3 separate regions of the Homo sapiens genome follow, and regions 1 and 3 are each linked to region 2. The links are chromatin contacts, found by Hi-C in ENCODE. All regions are on one chromosome and are shown on one strand. The core of a region is the stretch at or near the end of the contact, and the rest is flanking DNA. Distances in the headings are between cores, read along the strand shown. Region 1 overlaps PARD3 (par-3 family cell polarity regulator). Region 2 overlaps NRP1 (neuropilin 1). Region 3 overlaps PARD3 (par-3 family cell polarity regulator).

What was found. A loop is a pair of places that touch in the nucleus more often than their neighbours do. Pooled maps may share reads with other maps.
Region 1: a map of endothelial cell of umbilical vein shows a loop between it and region 2 (3-fold over the local background). The contact joins two enhancer-like sites. A Hi-C loop is called at or near these places in 1 of 168 maps with a recorded cell type or tissue (endothelial cell of umbilical vein), 5 of 37 single-sample maps with no recorded cell type and 8 of 50 pooled maps.
Region 3: a loop to region 2 is called in a map of ascending aorta, with 2.4 times the contacts of the local background. The contact joins two enhancer-like sites. A Hi-C loop is called at or near these places in 1 of 168 maps with a recorded cell type or tissue (ascending aorta) and 1 of 50 pooled maps.

The regions. Positions count from the first base shown.
Region 1 is chr10:34,524,158-34,528,711 of GRCh38, reverse strand. The region is part of intron 2 of PARD3 (par-3 family cell polarity regulator); the gene reads left to right. Among named protein-coding and RNA genes, the nearest start is that of PARD3, 290 kb to the left of the region's middle. RefSeq lists enhancers at 1-566, 1,957-2,712. Within about 2 kb of position 1,856, at least 9 of the 41 ENCODE cell types and tissues checked have a DNase peak (open chromatin) inside an H3K27ac peak, as active enhancers do; they include endothelial cell of umbilical vein, where a contact is called at or near this core.
Region 2 is chr10:33,191,349-33,195,837 of GRCh38, reverse strand. It overlaps NRP1 (neuropilin 1), which reads left to right. Exons shown (of 17, transcript NM_003873.7): 13 at 3,420-3,557. Among named protein-coding and RNA genes, the nearest start is that of IATPR, 77 kb to the right of the region's middle. Within about 2 kb of position 2,342, at least 17 of the 41 ENCODE cell types and tissues checked have a DNase peak (open chromatin) inside an H3K27ac peak, as active enhancers do; they include endothelial cell of umbilical vein, where a contact is called at or near this core.
Region 3 is chr10:34,277,570-34,282,005 of GRCh38, reverse strand. All of the region lies in intron 21 of PARD3 (par-3 family cell polarity regulator), which reads left to right. Among named protein-coding and RNA genes, the nearest start is that of LINC02629, 380 kb to the right of the region's middle. Within about 2 kb of position 1,330, at least 11 of the 41 ENCODE cell types and tissues checked have a DNase peak (open chromatin) inside an H3K27ac peak, as active enhancers do.

The DNA.
Region 1 (4,554 bases), core at 607-3,106, 1.3 Mb before region 2:
CTATATGGCTTAACTTAGTTGTCTTTCATCTTCCCCTCTTGATTACCTCAGTCTCTTGAAACTTTCTCAAATATTAGTAACATTTCTTAAAAACTTGCTACTTACAGGAAACATCCTAAGCAATTTGTCATAATCAAATGAAATTTATGGGGAAAAAACAAAACAAAACAAAACAAAACAAAACCTATCACTACTGAGCCCAGAGGAGTGAAGAAGTTACCTAGGGCCACGCAGCTGGTGAGTTGTTTGAGGCTGACTCATCTTGAGAGCTCATTCATGATTAGCAACCTTGTGGTGGTAGAATGAGTGGAATTCCTGGCAAACCGCAGGATAAAGTGTCTCCATCTCCATTATTCTGGGTCACTTGTGTGGACGTTGTCTTGGGAAGCAAATGAAGGCAAGTAGAGGGTTTGGCTTTCCTTAGAATAGATTTTCTTTAAAACTTAAAATTTTTAAACTCTTTGTGCTTGACTAAGTCCATTAGATGGCACTAGTATTTACCTTCCAGAAGATTGGCATTAAATTTCAGTATTAAAGCAATTTGTGGATTGGGGGAAATATTTAACTTGCAAGTTATTTCTTTTACCTGTCAAATATGGGAGTGAAAAGATGGGCACACAATATTTATTCTGTGTTCAGTTTTTTAAAAACATTGCTAAACAGGTTATACTAATGAAGAGTTGATAAAAAGAATTTTATTATTTAGTTACTTTTTGAATAAACCTGCCAGTTGATTAAAATGAGCCTAATTTAATCAGTATTGTATTGCATACTGAAGATAATTTAGGCTAATGTCAAGGACACCGTTATCTCTCCTTTGTAGAAGGTGTTGAAATAATGAGAGTAGCAAAAAAGGAGTCAGAAAATGAAGTTTTTCATCTTTGCCCCTGGGTGGGTATTTAAAAATCACACCCTTCCTTCTTGCATGCAAATTAAACTGAAAGTCATTTTGTACTGTAATATTAACCTTACATTTTACAAAATAAATTTATTGAACTTTGATCTTTTGCTAATATTGGTTTGTGGTTGTCAGAATGAATTTGAGGTTTTCATTGTGTGTCATTTTCACCTGGACTTTCATTCAGAACTTGAAGTGAACAGAAGTGGTGGGTTTGATATATCTTAATTTGAAAATAAATCACTGTTAAGCAGCAACTCCTAGTTCTACTTTCTTCTTTTTTTCTGAATCACTTTTTTCTTCTCTATCTACCCTCCCCACTCCAGCCCATGTCTTAATAGAATCATCTGAATTCCTTTCTTCCTTTAAAGTAGTTAAACGGCCCTCAGTTTTTCTTGTGATGCTTTTAGATGGAAGCTAAGTCATTGCTGAGGTTCTTGTTCAAATTGTGAAGTCAGCAGGTAAAGGGATTATGAACTCCCAAGTGAGTCCCCTATACAAAGGGCAGGTTGCCTTGGAAACAAGGCTAGTTCTTAGAGTTGGAAATACCATCTTGTCTTTAAATGCCAGGGCTGGTGATGTGCTGACCCCTGCTGCATCATCTCTAGACCTAACATTGTGTGGAGAAGTTTTCCATGACTTTGTGCAAATTGCTTAACTGCTTCCCAGTTCTGATTGATTGGCCAAAGCCACAGCCAAGTTTTCTTTTCTAGTGCTTCTCATTTTAAATATAATTTGCAAAATTTAGGACTAAGGAAGTGATCCTTCAAGTTTCTATTTTAGAATGAAAAGTTTTCCACTACTGATTGCCAAAAAATAAAGTATAGAGTTTACCAGATGGCAAGACATTTTAGTGATGAGTCATTTTTTACAAGTTCAACAATGGAATGAGTGATGCGTTAAGGAAGCCCAACGAGGGAATGTCTCGGTTCTGTGAGATGGTATTACTTGATGGTAGAGACGGAATTACCCTTGTTTCTGACGACACTGGATATGAACTGTAGCAGGGAGCTCAACGGTACAAGTTGGTAGGAGGAGGCAGTTGTAGCTTAAGTGGGACTCCTACTTTCCCTGCATCTAAACATTCGTAACTTGCTGGTGGCACAGCAGGAGGAGGGTTTGAGGGTGGTGTGTGGGTATGGAGACAAGGGCTCCCCACCCGTGGAACCAAGCCCTGGTTTACTATATCCAGCTAGCTGAAGAGGTAAAAAGACTAGAAAGAAAGGGCCTTCCTAACTAAAGATCTCAGCTCTGAAAGACTAGAAAGGAAGGGCCTTCCCACTAAGGATCTCAGCTCTGTTTTTGTGGACTCACCAGTGGATGCAGACATTCAGAGGAGCAGGAGAGCAGGGCATGCTCCTGCCTGGTCGTGACTGTCCTGCTATGTTTCTGGGTTGTGCATTCACATTGGCAGCTTTTCATGCCCTGGGACTATTACAGCGTAGGGACTGGGGGAGATTTCAGGATGTGACTTATGCCTGGGAGTGAAGGGAGTGGTGTTTAGTGGAGATTAGGAAGAAGATGGAAAGTATTTCACCCCCAGTTGCTTGCTCACTAACGTTTAACATTGTGATTGGTGCTGTGGGTTTTGGTGGTGGTTGTCTTTTAATTACAGTTTAGAGAGGCTGTGTGTGTGTCTGTGTATGAGAGAAAGAGAGATTTTGGTTTATCTCGTTAAGACCTATCTATTTCCTACATGGTGTTGGATTTTTTTTTTTTTTTTTTTTTTTTTTGATACGGAGTCTCTCTCTGCCACCAGGCTGAAGTGCAGTGGTGCGATCTTGGCTCACCGCAACCTCCATCTCCCACGTTCAAGCGATTCCCCTTGCCTCAGCCTCCCGAGTAGCTGAGACTGCAGGTGTGTGCCACCACGCCCAGCTAATTTTTGTATTTTTAGTAGAGACGAGGTTTCACCATGTTGGCCAGGATGGTCTCCATCTCTTGACCTCATGATCTACCTACCTCTACCTCCCAAAGTGCTGGAATTACAGGCATGACCCACCATGCCTGGTGGACTTTTGATTAATAAAAATATTTTGGCCGGGCACAGAGGCTCACGCCTCTTAGAAAAAAAAAATCTTTTTTTTTTCTTTTAAGCAAAATCCCTACTGCAGACTGTGTTGTTAATTTAAAGAGTTACTATTGAGGGATTCTCTTATTTATCATTTGTTAATGCAGGCATTTCTGGATACACGTAAACATATGAATTGTCAAGCTAAATTGTTCACAGATTAGAACACTATGCTGTTGACCCCTGTTTCCACGTTACTCCCTCTTAGATATGTTGGAAGGTTGGCAGAGTGGCAAGGCTGGAACATATACCCATAGGTGAGGTACTGCTCTAATATCACAAACCATGGGGCTAGAGCCTGAGACGGGTTTGAGGTCAAGTTTCCTGGTACTGTGTACGAGAAAGTCTATCCACACTTTGCCATTCTTGGCTTAGCCAGTAGGAACATTCGCTAGTCTTTAATGTGCTCATGGTATTTTAGTGTTCTTTTCTAAGTTTTAGGTCTTTTTTATCAGACAGTATATACCCTTCTTAATATGCTGATGAAGCGTGGAATTAATCTCACATGCATAACATTTAAAGTTTTCCAGTGGCAAGCTTAAGATTCTTGTTCTGTAGCGAGTTTTTATTGGTATAGTTTGTATTACTATGATTACAAAACATCATTGGTTCAAATATATCCTTTTGCTTACTCGTCCAGTTAAACACTAGCTCTATTTAAATGAGTTTTTAATGAACCATGCTAGCAAGTAAGGCTCAGAGAATGATTAAGGATTTAGTATTGTCTCTGTGTCATTAAAGTAAATTCAGTCATCAGAAAGCTTACAAATTGATTTTTAGTTCCCTTTTTGTTGTGTCTACGTAATAATTAGTTACTACATCATCGCATTTGCTTCTGAGATTATTCATCTTGCCCATTTGCCAGTCTTACCATGTTCTCTTTGAGGGAACACTGCATGTGTTCATGATAAAATCACAACTCGTGCCACTTCCTCCAGTTTGGAGTCAACCTATCTGTATGTGATTAGCCCATTTCTGAATTATTTTGTTCTGTCTTACTGTGCTATCCTACTTTTTATTAATACTTAAGCAGTAGTGTTATGTAGTTGTAACCTCATGGGTGGATACCAGTGTAACAGTGGCACTCATGATAGAGAGTAGAGCAAGAGGGGTTTATATTATATTTGGCAGGTGGGTCAGTTAGCTGATGGCTATACGAATTTGCATATTTTCATTGTGGTTTGTGGTTGACATACTCAAGGCTATTAGTTGAACATAAGTCTTAAACTGGGAATCTAATTAGTCTGAAGGCTCAGTGGGTGATAGACTATGTCACCCTGAGGGACAACAGAATTAAATTTCAGCTCTGAAATGTAAGCATCAGGGCTAGGGAGTATCATAGGTGAATATCTTTCACTGTGGTTTCCAGATGCAGTGGAATATCTCTATTAGGCATGAGTGTTCAAGAAATACTTTCTTCTTAAAGGATGGCATTAGCTCTTGTCGGACAGGTCTCCCTTTGGCAATTGACAGATAGAAGCTTATGATGATGGTGGTCTCCTGTGTTGTTCAGGAAGCAGCGGGAATGTTCTGCCCTCTCCTGCATGATATTTTGCTGGAAATGGCTTTATTAAAGATTGATCTC
Region 2 (4,489 bases), core at 1,093-3,592:
GAGTTCTTTTCAAATTGACTTGCTTTCCTGTTTCTCCATTGTCTGAGTCATGAATCTGGACTCCAAGTGCTCTGTTTGTGGGTAATGGGCTGTCTGACCTTCCTGGAAGGACTTCTGTTGATTGTCACCTTCTGGCTAAGTCAATGCCCAGAATATTGCATGGGGACTTGAGCATGCTTCAAGCCAGGGGTCAGGTCTAACTCTGAAGAGTTGACCCAGTGGCCTGAGTCACCTGATACTTTGATCCACACTGTTCTGCAGGCTCCAGATTCTTCAAGCATCATCACAAGCAGCAGTCAATGAGACCTCAAAACCTTCATCATAATTCCATTTTGCTATTATAGACTCAACTCAGAGTCTTACTATTTCATCTTGCTGATTCTCATCAATATAATAAACTCCATGGGCATATAATATTTATATACTTTTATGTAATCAGATGCATAAAAGCTGGTTAATGCTCTGCCAGCAAGTGATGGGATCCTTACATTTTTAATCTAGCTCTCTCTGGCGAGAGCTCTAACCCTCTGAGGCTCCTCCAGCATTCCTGCAGCAGTTCGGAGTATATTCATCACCTACGATTGTATGGGCCTGAGCACCTCTGCTTGTTTAGACTGAAAGACTAGTCTATGAACAAGTGAGTTAAACTGCTCTATAGAAGTTTGGAATACCAGATATAAAAATTAAATCCTTATGCATACATATGGTGCTAATGATCCAACTTCAGGCAAGATGGGTTGGGCAAGCACAGCTGGTACTTGCTCTCAGAGGCTGTAAATTTGTTTTAAGTTCAGAATATTGTTTCCTGCTATTTTTAAGAGTCAAGAAGGGATTTAGCTGGATTACCCCCATTGAATTTAATGAGAGTTGTGTGCCCCGCCAGGGCTTGGGTAATATTTTGAAAACGTAAACGTCAGTAGTCCTATATGTTTGTTTCATTCATTAATTTGCTTTTTTCTCTCCTTTTCTCTCTCCCTTTCTCCTTTCCTCTGTCCTTCTCTCTTTCTTTTCCCTTTCTATAAATGTTTATGGGTGGTTTGTGTGTTTGTCTTTCTAGCCAGGCTGGAAGTTTCCACATTGAACCTCTCACTCCATAACCCTCCCCAACAAAAGGCATTGATCTAAAAACATATCCTTTAAATAACCAAATTGCCACAAGTTACATGATCAAGACAAGAAGATAAAAGAGCAGTAAAATACAAAAACTTAGAGCGGTTCACCTGGTTAAATGTACAGGATGGGGAAGGACATTGGAAGGTAAAGGCAGACTGTCATTCTCTGAAGCGAGAAGTGCCTGAAACATTTTTTCAGGCAAAGCGGTTCCATGTCCTGGTCATTTCAAAAATATCCAAGTTCCTACATTTTATGGTATCATCAGAATATGAAGAGCCAAAAGAATGGATGATGTCATTTTCTGTTCTATAAACAATAAATGTAATGTATTAACAAAGTAAATACAGGCAGAACTGTGTGTGCTGGGGTGGCTTTCTTTATCCTGAATGTGCATGTTTTATAAAGTACATTTAAGGAGAAAAATCAAAACCACACACACATTAACATGTTCCAATATTAACATTTTCTAACATGAGATTATGCAACAGTACATTTCAGGGTCATGGGCGTTGGCATCCAAGGTTGCTCAATCATTCAGTCACCGTTCAGTTGACTGTACTTCATCTACATAATTCAATCTTGCTGCGGAAAAGAGTGGTAAATTTTGGAGAGGGTTTCCCATGCCTTAAGAAGTCCTATTTCATGGCTATGATAGACTAGACATGAAATATATCTCTCCGATGACACTACAGCTGTGAAATATAGCCTGTTTGCACTAAATGAAAGTACTCACATTTTACACATCACATAGCTTACTAGTTTACTTTCCCAAACTGGCTCTGTCTACCCTTTGGGAGGTCACATTATCATTGGGAGAATCCAAACTGCTCCATTTGGACAGTTTTTATGGTGGATTCCTTCCAAAATTTGACATTAGCTCTAGAAAAGGGTTCCTTATAAACTAAAAATGCAAAGTAAATCATTCTTATCTATTCAATAAATCTTCCCATTAAAATTCCTCCTGCCATTGGGGGAGGGGCCATGGAGACAAGGCTCAGAGCAGAAGGCGAGATACTTTGTTAATAAACACAAGCAAGTTAAAGAAGCTCAAAATGAGATAAGGTCTTGGCCTGACCCTAATACAGCATCTAATACCAGACTTCCCTTATTGTTCATAGGGATTCTTTTGAGGCTTATTTTTAAGTTCAACGGTCCAGATGCCCCAGGCGCCTTCCTGTTTGTTTCAATGCTGCCACCTCGTGGACTGCCTAAAGTCAGTGACAAGCCTAAAGGCCCTTCGTCACTGGAGAAAACAGCTGCATCTGCGGGCTTCGTTCTTTATAGGAGGACGAAAGGAGGGGGCAGAAGCCCGAGAATTTCATCTTTAGAATTTTTTTTATTGTTAGCTTATGTTTACCAAAACAACAGTCATACTTGGAATAAGTAGCAATGATTTCATTTTTCCCATACTTAAAAGTTAAGCTCCTTTCAAAAAGAGGCTGTGTAAAATGTCAGGCTGTGGGTTTTAAAAACACCATAGTCCAACAGCACCTTGTAGGGCACACACAAGGCAAGTCATTCCCGTGAATTCATTCACGCTGTCTTTTCAGATTCCTAAGGAAGCCTTTTGAACATTAAAAAAAAGAAAAGAGAAGTAAAAACGGGTAGCTATTGAAATGGGCTTTGGATTTAGATGACCTTACATTGAGGTTTTAAGCCGGGTGAACAATTTATATGTAAATTTAGAAATTAAAAAAGCAGAAATTTATACTTAAATTAATCGACCTTATAGAAGGCATGGAAGAAAAAAAAATAATCCTAAAATGCTTAAGAGATTCTAACCCTGACATTAAAGACCTGAAGCATGAACTGGTGAGGTGGAAATAGAGAAAACCTCCTGGGTGAGGCATTTCGCCAAGTTACTTTCCACTTTTGAGGCTTCATGGGTCAATCTCTAATTAAGATTCTTTTCATTGGTGGGTATCAACTTATATGATTTATCCTCAAGAACAGAATGGCTTTCATATTAAATACTGTGGAAATGGGGAGAGTGCAGCAAATGTAATACACGTGCTTTAGAAAATAGCCTTCCTGGAGATTTTATGTAAACCCAATTTGACAGGCAGTCCATAATCCTTTTAAAGCTGGATTTTTAAAGAAATTACTAAATGTGGTTTTGCAAACATTTTGACATCTCCATGCATCTTTTGGTTTCTTGGTAATCCTGGCTTTCCTGGAATTTTCAAACAGACATAAAGTTGTATAAATCGTGCTTTCCATGAGTGAACCAAGGGCCTTTGTGACCCTAAATGATCAAATTTGCCTTTCTTTGCTTGTCTCTTATTTTTACTTCCCACCCACTGAAGAGTTTCCAACATATGGTTTTAACTGTGAATTTGGCTGGGGCTCTCACAAGACCTTCTGCCACTGGGAACATGACAATCACGTGCAGCTCAAGTGGAGTGTGTTGACCAGCAAGACGGGACCCATTCAGGATCACACAGGTATCACAGAGTTCACTTCGGCTGCATGGCTTTGCAGATTCTCTTTGATTCCGAGGCTGTGTTACTGGGAGGGTTTCTAATGTCTGTGAATTTAGGGCGGGTAGGAATTACTACAGGCGTTCACATGTGCTATTATTTTCTAGAATTAACAATGTCTCTTTCCCTAGTAGCGAGAAGCATAGGGCAAATCATAGTAATGCCCCTTGAAGTTGGCCACTGATTGGCCTCCTTGAAAACAGCAAATTGGGCAAGGATCTATGAATTAGCATTCATCTTATCCTTTTTTTTTTTTTTTTTTTTTTTGAAATGGAGTCTCACACTGTTGCCCGGGCTGGAATGCAGTGGCACTAGCTCCACTCACTGCAACCTCCGCCTCCTGGCTTCACACGATTCTCTTGCCTCAGCCTCCCAAGTACCTGGGATTACAGGCATACACCACCACACCCAGCTAATTTTTTGTATTTTTAGTAGAGACGGGATTTCACCACATTGGCCGGGCTGGTCTCGAACTCCTGACCTTGTGATCCACCCACCTCAGCTTCCCAAAGTGCTGGGATTATAGGTGTGAGGCACCGCAACTAGCCTCATCTTATACTTTTTCTGAACTTCTTATTTTGGGCAATTTCAAACATATTCACAAATGGAAAAGAAATAGTAGAATGAATTCTCTATGTGCACGACCCTGCTTCAACAATTATCAGATCATAGGAAACTTAATTTATGTCTGTCATCCCTGACTCTGAATTATTTTCAAACAAGTCCAAGCATATATTATGTCCCCTCGTTTATTTTACAACTAAAGAAACAATTCACAATGCTTGCTCTCTCCCGACCCTTGAAGGGGAGGTGGGGAAAGACGGTGTGGAATTCTTATTCACTGGGGAAAGATTGAAAGTGTAGTGTATTTCCTTTGAGCAGGTAGAAACCTCACC
Region 3 (4,436 bases), core at 81-2,580, 1.1 Mb before region 2:
TTGAAAAAATTTTGACTGGAGTAATCAATAAAAATAAATAAACCACTACTTATATTCTCCTTACAACCTTTCCCTCACTGCTGACTAGTAGTGAAATACCTCTCGGGATATTATTTACCACTGTAGCTATTTGAATTCCAAAAATTATTTTGGCTAATTCCATATAAAAATAGAAAACCCAACATTCCCCCATGAGTTATGATTGTCCACAAACCAGAACTTTTTTTGCCTGTGTACATCTGGGAATCTTGAATATTGCTCAAGATATAAATATTGAAAAACTAAAAGGGCTATGAATATAATTTTAAATGTTTTTTCTTCAATGTTAAGATCTATTTAGATGGTGACAATATACTAGATTGTTCTGAGCCGGGTCCAAGATTAAGTTTGACTTCATTCTTGCTAACTTCCTTCCCTTTCTGTCACTTGCTACCAACACTGTGAGGTTGGGTCTTGAGTAAATGCCATCCATATGGGAGAAATGGACTAGGAAGATCACTGTATGGATCTGTGCTCTGCTCTACTAGCCCTGCCCTGCCTCAGACTAGAGCCTCCATGAGTATGGTCTTCTTGAGAAGCGGGGAGTCTGGGCGTGATACCAAGGGGGAAGTTAACAGGTTTTCCGACATGCTATTTTTGACTTCTCATTCTGGAGCACTGAACCTAGGTACCCTATTTTTTCAGAGATGCTGTTGGCTACATTGGAGACAGACTGAGAAACTAAGCAAAAATGTGAATTCAGTGCTTCGTGCCTCTGACTTGTGTTTCAGGCATGCCTAGGGACAGCGCCTCTACTGGCTCATTTCCACCACATGAAAGGTTTAGGCTCCAAACTCAAAACAGAACATGTTCCAATTAAGTGATCTACGTAACTTCAGGTCTACTTAGCCTCCCATACAAAGCCCCGTGATAGATTTCTCTGTCGACCAAGCATCACACGTTGGCTTTCTGTTGTTTTTGCTCCAGTGATACCTCCATGTATTTTTAAATGGTAGTATATACACTATGTGGTACAGGATTGCCCAGTGTTCAGCAGCAGAGAATGTGTTCTGTTTACAAGTATGTTTGAGAAACACTTGTTTAAACCAGTATATGCGTATCTTTCTACTCTGTTATTTCTCAAAATTCTACCAAGTTCATGTGCATTATGAGTCACCAAGATAGGAACAGAGAGTCACCATTCTCCAAACTTATTTATTCTCAAAACATCCTCTCAACCCCTCACTTTTTGCTTTTCCTGGAATACTGACATCCCACAACATTCTGAGTCACTGGGGAAATACCAAGGGCAAGTAAAGACCGTTGACTCCTGGTTCAGCGGTGTTCAGCTTACTCCTCTAACTGGCTGTGGAAACCGGAGTTGATTGTTTTCCAGAACTGCGAGCAAGTTTAAAGCAGTGTTGTAACCTGTCTCTACTTTCTGGCTTCTGTTTTGTGGACTTATGAAAGTGCGTGCTTACCACTGCTCCTCCTTTTTCAGTTTTCTCTTTCCCACCTTTCTCACTTGTTTAAAAAATGTACCTTTTTAAGCTCTAGTTCTAAGTTTATTCTAATACTAAAAACTACAGAAAAATTTGGGAGAAACCCATAAAATTACAATCAGAAAACAAAAATTTATCTGTATTAACACACTGTTAACATACTGGTCTGTGCTAATCATTTTTTTTCCTATAAAGTACACATTTTCCACACCTATGTACTTTTAAGAAGTTGACATCTATTTTCATTTTTATTTATTTTGCATTTTTATGCATTCTTAGAAAATCATATTAAATGTTTTCTGGATCACGGTCAGGTCTGTGTGAACAGACAAATGGGAAAGAGGGACAGAAAGAAGGAAAGATGTTCTGAAACATGAAATATTAGCTATGATATCTGGCCAAATTTCCCAACTCTCAAATAATATTCTCCTCATGTTATTCATTCTATTAAATGAGGTTTATAATGTTAGCTGGCTTGTATTTTGTAGTTATTCAGCCATTGAAAGCTATTACAATATTATTATCTATATCTGCATAGTAAGTTGTGCTTGGGAACATTTCCAGGGATACTGAATGCTTCTAGTGGAAATATGTAAAAGTTAATTAATTTCTTATTAAATCCTCCCAGTATAGAAGGAATATTTATAAATCTCCTTAGGAAACAGATGATCTGAAACTTTCCATTATTCAATGTTCTAATCATCTTTCAAAGCCTTGTGTTTTCAATACCAGACCGTTGAACTATCTGTGTCCTTCAGTGGGATACTCCCCATTCTTGGTGTGTCATTTTGCAAGTTTATGTGGATTTTCTGCATGCCGTTTCCTCTCTTTCTAATTTTACCAGCTGTTCTCAGTAATACCTGCTTTGGGTAATTACTTGAACTTTTTGTCATCTCAGTTGGTAGGATCCTTTTCAGCAAGTGATACATGTTTGTTTTCCTAACACTAATCTTTGCATTTAGATCACTTATTGTCATGCAAAGATTGTCTTTTAAAAATTAACCTTTTAAGAGAAACATTTTTTCTATCCTGTAGCAGCATTTTTCATGTTTCTTTGACCTCGTGAATCCTTTAGAAAAGTCAATTCTAATCAATAGGCTAAGTTTCAAGTTTTTTTAAAAAAATTTTCATTGCACAGGTAAATGAGAATTTTTAAGAATCTGTTAACCTGCTTTGTAGAACTTAACTATTTCGATAAATACTTGATTGGGTGTGTTGGCTCACACCTGTAATCCTAACACTTTGTAATCCTAACACTTTAGCAAGAGCATCACTTCAGCCCAGGAGTTCGAGGCTGCAGTGAGCTGCTGTGGTTGTGCCACTGCCCTCCAGCTTTTGTGACAGAGTGAGAGCTTGTCTCTAAAAAAAAAAAAAAAAAAAAAAGGAAAAAATATAGATGAATACTTGAGGAAAATTAAGCGTTAGGCATACTATATATCTGAAACCGATTTTATTGACAGATACTGCAAATGAAGTAGGAAAATGCAGTTTGCTTTCTGATGAGAGCTGTCCTAGATATATTTGGCTTAAGAGCATCTCTCTGCATTGGCAATAATTGTAGGTGCTTTAATATCCATGAAAGCCTGAACATTACTTGAGTGAGTATCTGTTGAGATGTGTTTGTGTCTGTTGGTTAGGGAAATATTATTCTAGTGTTTTATTAGTCAGTATAAGACAACTGGTTTTGTTGTTTCACAATATATTAAGTGTATCAGACAGTATATTAGTCTGTTCTCATGCTGCTATAAGGACATACTCGAGACTGGGTAATTTATAAAGTAAAGAGGTCTAATTGACTCAGTTCCACAGGGCTAAGGAGGCCTCAGGAAACTTACAATCATGGCAGAATGGGAAGCAAACACGTCCTTCTTCACGTGGCGGGAGAAAAGAGAAGAATGAGAGCCCAGCAAAGGGGGATGCCCCTTATAAAACCATCAGATTTTGTGAGATCTAAGTCACTATCACAAGAACAGGAGGGGGAAACCGCCCCCATGATTCAATTATCTCCACCTGGTTCCTCCCATGACACGTGGGGATTATGGGAACTACAATTCACAATGAGATTTGGGTGGGAACACAGCCAAACCATATCAGATAGTATAAGTCTTTTTAAAATTACTATTTTAAAATGTTTTTTCCCTCTCAGGGATCCCTTACCTTTGTTAAGAGAAAAAGATTTAAGCATGTTAACATTAAAAAATTGATGTAAGGCTGCTCAGAAGGCTGAGGTGGTAGGATCACTTGAGGCCAGGAGTTCGATACCAGCCTGGGCAACATAGCAAGACTCTGTCCCTAAAAATATTTTTTTTAATTAGCAGGGCATGGTGGTATGCACCTGTAGTCCCAGACACTCAGGAGGCTGGTGTGGGAGGATGTCTTGAGCCCAGGAGTTCAAGGCTGAAGTGAGCTATGATTATACTACTGCACTCCAGCCTGGGCAACAGAGTAAGACCCCTGTCTCTGGGCAGGGGGAAAAGACAATATAATCAATTGTTAAAATAGATGATTACAGAGCTTTGGGAAGGGGAACGACCAGTGGGGCTGGAGTTAGTAGTGACTGCTTCATAGAGATGATAGTTTGGGAGCTAGATCTTATTCCCAAGAATATGTATAATTTAGCAAACTAGAAAAATTCTACCCTCACTTTCAGTCTCTCTCCCCCTAAGCACAAAGGCTTATGGAAAGTGGGCAGTCTTTTAACTGCCTGGATTCTTTACAAGTTGTGATTGTATTAGTGGTTAGCAGTCTCCCTGTTAATGCTTTCTTTTATCTCTTTTTCAACTTTTAACCGTTTTGTATTTTAAAACCAGTTTCATCTCATTTTAGCATTGAGGGATGCAAGTTAACTTTCCCTCCCAGCTATTCTAAGGGACCACTATATATTTCAGCAACTTGCATTCTTCCCTGGAATTGGAAATGTACCTTTAAAACAGTTGTTTTCACTCAAGAAAATTT